Regions from separate parts of the Mus musculus genome. Here all the other regions are linked to region 2. A link is a loop called in an ENCODE intact Hi-C map of the cell type or tissue named here. Cell type or tissue: left cerebral cortex. All regions are shown on one strand. Region 1 has its middle 92 kb from the start of Gm40255. Region 2 has its middle 87 kb from the start of Gm40256. Region 3 overlaps Csmd2 (CUB and Sushi multiple domains 2).

Region 1 (2,500 bases), 120 kb before region 2:
AAGAAAGAAAAGAAGAGGGGGGATGGGATGAAACTAGATGAGATGGGGGACAAAGGCATGGAGAGAGGGAGGGGTCACATTTTAAAAAGAACTATCTAGAAGCTCCACGGCCAGGATGCTCTAACCAAAGAGTACAGGCCGCTGGATTGGAGTTGCCTTGTCGTCTAACTCCAGACTCTCTCCTTTGACTCCTGTAACATGGGCCAGAACAAACACACCCACTTCTCTAAACTGGGTGCCAGCAGGACTTAGGGGTGATCTTAAGGTGATGACTCCTTGCCCCTGAATGACGTAATCCCATCCAGCTGTTTTGCCAAATTTAAGAGCGCTTCAGACTGAGCCAGGAAAAGAGTGGTTCACAGGAGGCGATGGAAGGCAGGGTGGCTGGCTGCACACAGTGTGCAGCTCAGGCCTAACTGGAGGAGGGCTTATTCTCAGGGACTGAGTGAGATGGTGCATGTCACAACAGAGGGCAGGACTTTGAAAGAAAGCCTGGTTTAAAGGGCTGCAAGCAAATGCCTGGGTGTCTTGAAATTCCTGAGGACCCCCAAGGACTTTTGTTTACATCAAAAAAAAAAAAATCTACCGCTATTGATCAGACTTGAAAATCAAACAGAGAGCTTTATAAGACACAAGAACATAGTGCATGAGCCCCGAAGAAGTGACGTCATGGGAGAGGAGCAGAGAAAGCAAAACACAGCTAAGGACAGCACTGGAAGAGTTTAAGGCTAGATCTCTCACATACTGACATGCTCCCTGGGCCATAACTTGAGCGCATGGGACCTGAAGGCAGTGTAGTATATATGATGGGACTTCTGCTTTAAGGCCTCAGGACCTCAGATGAGATGAGGGCCCCACACAATCACAACTACAACTGGCCGTCTTGAGCTGCACGAATTGGCAGCTGAACAAACTCCCCAGGGTAGTTCGTCTAGCCAGAGGAACCTAGGAAGTTATAACGGTTAGAAATTTTTCAAAACCACAAGGAGGTTCTGTGTGAATTGGGAAATTAGATTCATCTAATTGTTTGAGATGAAATTAAAAAAACAAACAAACAAACAAAAAAACCCAAAAACCAAAAAACACAATAGTCTCCAAAGTCCTCGAACCCTGGCAGCAGTACCTCACTCCCCCTATGATGTCAGTGCCAAACTGCAGCATCACCAGCCCCGCCTTTTTCCCAATGTGGGAGAAAAATAAGCCCAGCAATCAACATGAAATGTCATTTTTTTTTAAAACCTAAGGAATAGCTGTAATTTGCAAGAAGCCAGAATGCAATTAGCATACGCTTGCCAGAAGGGGCAGGCTCCAGAGGCCCCTGCATTGCTTCATCTGTGAGCGGGCTCATCCCCCTTGTTTAGTGGGCTTTCTGCCCTGTTACTGGCCAAGGTTAAAAGATGAAGAGGAAGATCTGTGTGGGAGCATCATAGCAGGACCTTGAGGGTCCTCATGGAGGAGAGAAGGGGGTTGAGTGCCTGTTGGTGACCGTTTTACTTAGAACAAGATGCAATGAGGGTCCTGGTCCAGTGTTCTCCAGCTCCTGGCTACAGAAGCAGTTTTGTAACCTTGTTTCCTGGGTCACAAGTGCTACAGGGCAGAAGGCAAGAAAATCAGGGCAGATGGTAAATAATAACTGCATTAACCTGGTATAGAGATGAGGCCCTCGGGGGAGACGGGAAATTATGGCTTCCTAGGCAGGTTCAGAGTGGCCTTTAAATTGCTTCTGCTAGTGCACCCTGCTCAGCTGCATGACATTTGTCTAGGATTGCTGCTGCCTGCTGTGTCCTTACCCACCCCCCACATACACACTCTTTCCTGATCTTGGGGTTGACCCTGGAGGTTGCCCCCTGAACCTGTTCCTTCTTAAATGTCTATTGTGATGTGAGGAGCTCCACAGACTCTGCTGCAACTCAGACTCCCCATGTGGGAGGAAGTTCCTCTAAGACCCCTCACGTGAGCCTGGTTGGACCCCCTTCTGTGAGCTTCATTAAAGGACACAAAACTGCCTCTTGAGTGACTATCACCCGAAGCACAGATTTCATTTGCCTCTCTTTCTCCCTTTAAAATTTATACAGTGCAGAGCATTTTCCCTTGCCTGGGGATGAAATCTCTGTCTTGGGCAGGTCCCATAATTTTCTCCTGGCTTTTAGGTAATAAAAAAGGAGTTCTGGTCACTTTAAACCACAAATGCAGTCTCCACTCAGTAATTAAAATGTCCCCATCCTAGATAATAACACTTCTCAACCTGTTTTACTTCCCACAAAGGGGATCCTTTTCTGGGGAGAGAGCCGGGGTCTTTAATCTCACTTCGGACTCCAGCTTCTCTCCCTTTGAAGCAGAAGTGGGGACTTATGGGGCCTCTGACCTTTTCAGAGCTTGACCCGTGGAGGTGTGAATATCTTGGGGGAAAGTGACATCTGGTTACCTTGGTCCAGCCAGCCTCACACAAGCTCGGGGCTCTCCATGCTTGCCTCAGGCACACAGCAGCAACTCATCGGGG
Region 2 (2,500 bases):
TGGAATAATTCAAATGTATATGAAAAAAAAGAACGGGTTTTAAAATCATGATATCTTGTACAATGGAATACTCTATAATAAAAAAGATATGTCTCAACAGAGATCGGCATCGCAGATACCACAGAAACAAAGGAAGCCTGGCACATAAAAAGATCTCACATTGTATAAACATGTGTGCAAAAGTTCTAAACAAGGAAAAAACATGTCAGAACAGTGGTTCACCTCAGGGGTGGGGTGGATTAACTGGGAGAAAATGTTCTCAAAGGAGATGAGAGTTACATGAGTGTCTATCAACCTGTCAAAATTATACAGCTTATATGTGTGTGTTTCTATGTAAACATACATTTTTTGTTTTAAAATTCAGAACTGTTTTTGAATACAAATATAACATCAGAAGCAATCAGCCATACACAGGGAGATGAGACTATCAAAGGCACAGAGGACTGAGTCTATTAAGCCCGATTACAGCAGAGAGCTCGTTCTGTCTGATAAGACGGAAGATCAGTGGGCCTGGAGTGGAGCTGACAAAGAGGGATGGAAAGAGGAGCCATTCCGTGGATATGCTCCAGATGGCACAAGTCGGGAAAGCAGGTAAATGGGAACCCTTTTAAAAAGCATAATGGGAAGATGTTGAAGGATTTTAAGCTGAGAAACACCATGTCCAATTTGCCTTATTTTAAAAGATTACCAATAACGGCTGGGCGAGAACAAACAGAGGAGACCCCCCCCCCCCCGTAGCAAATCAGAGTAACTAGAAAAGAAGCCAGTGCTGATAAATGATATGTAGCAGAAGCAGGGAGAGTGGTCCATTACTCCATCATTCCTAGAAAGAGATAAGAGACAGAGGGAATTGATACTGTGCTGGTGTGGGGGTCTGGACATAAGAAACTGGCATGGTAGCCAGGTTAAAGTCTTCAGAAACAGAGGTGAGGGTGCTCATATTTTCCAAAATATGACATATTTGGAGAAGTTTGGATGTGGGAGATGAGTCTGAGGACATTTGGACATCAGGAGTTTGAGAGACACATCTGGGATGTCTGGATGATTAATGTATAGAAGTCACAGGGAAGATGGAAACATCAGCCTCAGGTGGTGTTTGAAGCTCCGGATATAAAGAGATAAGAGAGGGCAAAGGTCTCCAGTGAGTCCTGGCCACGTTGCGGCAAAAAGAACATAGAGAAGTGAGTGCAGAAGCCAAAACCTACAAGAAAAGTAGATACACTGAGCTTACAGAAACAGAGGAAAGTGATATTCTGGAAGTGTTCAAGGAAGAAGTAGTCAGCTATGCTGAATAAAATTTAAACGTCGAGTAGGAATTGAAAGACTAAATTATCTGCAGATTTAGTAACATGGCGGTGGCTGGCAACTCGACAGCTACCATGGTCAAAGCGTGGTAGCTGAATCCACACCATGGAAAGTGAAGAAATAATTAGCGGCAGCATAGAGTCTGTGCTGCACTCCCTTTTTAGATATGTTGCTATGAAAAGAATGGAGAAAAGTGGAGCACCCGAGGCTTAGAAGAGAGGGAAAGCATGATGTAGGCTTTTAGGGCATGAAAAGTGAGGTGTCTGAACAACTGTGGGGATGCTGGTTGCCAGCGAGAGTCCTCCCAAGGGCAGCTCCATTCTCAAGGTAAATCAAGATGGCGTTTTGAAGAGAAATCTCCATGGAGAAAGGGGTTCCAAAAGAGAGGCAAAATGACCTCAGCTGTGTGGGAGAGTTAATCTGCATGGGTGTAGGCATAGAGAAAATACGTGGTTGACTATAGCCAGGATTTAGTAACATGGCCATGTCTGGCAACTTGATAAAATAGACAGACTTGACTGTGGTGCTTTGAATATTCTTGGCCCATGGGAAGTGGCACTATTAAGAGGTGTAGCCTTGTAGAAGGAAGTGTGTCTATGGGGGTGGGCTTTTAAGGTCCTCTGCTCAGGCTCCACTCAGTGCAGAAGAGGCCCTCCTCCTGGTTGCCTGTAGAAGACAGTCTTCTCCTGGATGCCTTGGGATCAAGATGTAGAACTCTCACCTCTTCCAGCACCATGTCTGCCTGCATGTTGCCAAGGCTCCCACCATGATGATAATGAACTGAACCTCTGAAACTGTAAGCCAGCCCCAATTAAATGTTTCCCTCTATAAGAACCGCCTTAGTAATGAGTGTCTCTTCACAGCAATAAAATCCTAGCACATCGAACAAACCAACCAAAACAAAAAACTCTTCTAGAAAAATATAGTAAATAAAGAGTCACATTAAAGACTTGAGGTTCTTTGAAAGGAAGTAATTACAGTCATAGACCCCTAAGCCTCTGGGGGAGACTGAAGTGGAGGCAGATGGCAAACTACATGTGCCTGGACTGGGATTCAGACACTGGATTCAGACTGATCCAGTGTGCACATGAGGAAGAGTGCAACCCAGATCTCCATCAGAGAGCAGGTGCCAGGATCGTAATTTGAGAGGCTGCAGTACCATTGGTGGATATTTTAGAGTCCACTAGGGAGACGT
Region 3 (2,500 bases), 160 kb after region 2:
ACCTCGACGCGGTCCCAGTCCCTTCCCCCACCTCGGCTTGGCTTCCTTCTTCCGATTACCCACCCTGCTGCTCATCCTCCTCTCTGTCTGCCCAGATCACCTACTCCATCTTCGACCACATCCTCACCTCTACCCTCATGGATGTCCCCAACCCCAGCTACAACTTAGCCGGATCCGGCCGGTATGGGGGGCCTGGGAGACAGACATCCCCCTCCATGGGTTGCGGGCCACCTGGACTGTGGCTTCAGTTTCTCCTGTCTCCCAGCCCCCCAAGATGCCAAGCTTTTCCGGGATAAACTTTCCCAGAGCCATACTCCCCCATCTCTCCCCATTCCGCCTGGCACACCCGTCCTGGGGGTTGGAGAGTCTCGGCGCGCCCCCTCCGCGTCTGGAGGGTCTGTCTTTCCCTGCCCCCGCCCATTTTCTCCGACCAAAGCCTTTGCCCCCGCCCAAACAGCCCTGAGACTGCGGTCACCACCCACCTCCTCAGACGCCCTCCGCCCGCCCCCTCGGTGCTTGGGCTGGGGGCGGGATGCAGGTGGGCGCGCGCCCAGGTCGGGGGTCCGTGCAATCTTTCTTGAAGGGCTCATGTGAAGATCTGAAGGGGGGTTGAACCACTGGAGGTGGAGGAGGAGGTCGTGCCGGGTGGGGAGGGAGGAGGGGGAATGTCACTGCCAGGGTCCGTGCCGACACATCCCCTCTACTGGCTCCTACTCCGCGCCAAAGTGCCCTTTCCCGCGCCCTGCTGCAGCCAAACGCCTGGGCTGCGGCATCCGTGGCTCGGGTGGCAGACTCGATCTCCTTAAGCCAGCCCGGACAGACCTGAAGGGTGTGGAGAGTCGCGGGACTTTAGGATGGATGTGTGGTTGCAGCTTACAGTTCCTGGGAGAGAGGCATGTGGACCCTTTAGTGAGCCCAGTTGCTCTAAAGGTTGTTGGTTTCAACTGGTCTTCTACTTTACCCACGGCACCTTCAGATGCTTAGCCACAACCTAGAAAGTTCCGTGTGCCCGTGGGGGGACCGGTCCAAACGGGGATGCCTGGAGCTGCGTTTTCACTTTACTGGATGCTGACACCCGCTGGGGAAGAACACCCGAAGCACCTGATGCCTGGGCCTGGAGCCGGGACACCCCGCCCCACAGTAGTGGTTTTGTTGTTGTTGCTTGTTTGCTTGGTGTTTTAAAACCACAGGTTGAGCCTCTCAAGCCTTGTCCTGGGCCATCCCCAAGCCCTGGCGCTTCTTGGAAAGTGTGCCCCCTCCCGTGGTTGGCCAGTGTGTGGTAAAAACTCTCATGCCCTCTCTGGCTTTCAGCATCTTGTGAAATGTCCCATCAGACGTTGTCATTCACCATATAACCATTCAGTGTTGGGGTTTCCTGTCAGGGAGGGCTCCCCAAGACAGTCTTGTCTGTTTATCCCTACTTGACCGGACTTTCTCAGGTAATCCTAAGAAGTCATAGCCACTGACACCCAGAGAGGGGCGCCCGCGGTGCGCGTGCCTCTCTCAGCTTAGGCCTCTCCGCACACCCACACCCACCGGGAGGCCGCTCACACCAAATGCTTCTGGTCACCAAGACTTATCACATGAGCTGTGGGGTCCGTTGTTACTTGCTGTGGGGCCCATTGGATGTTTGTCCAGGCAAAGGCCCCCTTTGCCTTGGCCAATTGGAACTTGTTTGGGATTGCTAGATTTGTTTTCCTTGCTAGGTTTGCCCCTGCCCCTTTGAGTATGCCATGCCCCTGGGGAGAGAAAAAGGCCAACTCACCCGGGCCTGCACAGTATTCTGCAGTGCTGGAAGGCTGCCTTTTTGAGATCCATTTGTCGTTGTCTCTTGGGTAGGTACCTAAGTTGGAGTGTATGTGTGTCTAAAGGAGGGGCAGTTGCTCTCTGGTGGGCCCAGACCTGGCTCCCAGAGCGCTCACTTCTTTTGGAAGCTTTCCTGTGCATTTCCACCAACTATCCGGCCTTGTAGGCAGCAGACATTTGGAAATGGAGTTAGTGAAGGGAGGTGGGCAGGAAGTGGTGTGAGAGGTATGGGAGAGGCATTCTTTTTGTGATCTCTGCATACTGTTGACCATGAAATGTGCTTTGGGGCATTTAGTACTTCCCTGGGCTGGAGAGATGGACTGTGAGGATTTGTGTGTATGTACGTGTGTGTGTGTGAGTGTGTGTGTGTGTGTGTGTGTGTGTGTGTGTGTTTTCCTTGTCCATGCCTGTTTCCTTCCTCTCCATCCTTCCTGGCCTGCCTCCCATCACACTCCTTCCTCCACCGCTGTAGGACCCCAGCCTCCCTAGAGACCTCTCTTCAATTACCTGCCCCCCCACCCCCACTTTCCCTCAGTCATCCTCTCTCCTTGAAACCTGCTTCCCCTCGGCCTGCAAACACCTGTATCTTTCACATAAAACACACCAAGAAGATGTCTTGCTTGGCCTTCCTGAGCCCATTCAACCACTGTCTGCCCAAACTCTCTTCAAAGGCGGGTATTTCATCCATTTTCCC

The links. Peaks named below come from ENCODE experiments on the same cell type or tissue, not always from the same donor. Only the 100,000 strongest peaks of a DNase experiment are listed, where the experiment ranks them.
Region 1: a loop joins it to region 2, with 4 times the contacts of the local background. A loop is called at or near these places in 3 of 42 quality-filtered maps.
Region 3: a loop joins it to region 2, with 2.4 times the contacts of the local background. A loop is called at or near these places in 3 of 42 quality-filtered maps.

The regions. Positions count from the first base shown.
Region 1 is chr4:127,709,681-127,712,180 of GRCm38, forward strand. No RefSeq gene overlaps it. Among named protein-coding and RNA genes, the nearest start is that of Gm40255, 92 kb to the left of the region's middle. In left cerebral cortex, a CTCF peak has its summit at 1,291; a DNase peak (open chromatin) is centred at 1,280.
Region 2 is chr4:127,825,760-127,828,259 of GRCm38, forward strand. No RefSeq gene overlaps it. Among named protein-coding and RNA genes, the nearest start is that of Gm40256, 87 kb to the right of the region's middle. In left cerebral cortex, no CTCF peak of the experiment used is centred here; a DNase peak (open chromatin) is centred at 1,443; H3K27ac peaks cover 408 bases.
Region 3 is chr4:127,988,313-127,990,812 of GRCm38, forward strand. The region is part of intron 1 of Csmd2 (CUB and Sushi multiple domains 2); the gene reads left to right. Among named protein-coding and RNA genes, the nearest start is that of Csmd2, 1.5 kb to the left of the region's middle. In left cerebral cortex, a CTCF peak has its summit at 1,471; DNase peaks (open chromatin) are centred at 312, 613, 875 and 1,483; H3K4me3 peaks cover 2,107 bases; H3K27ac peaks cover 1,264 bases.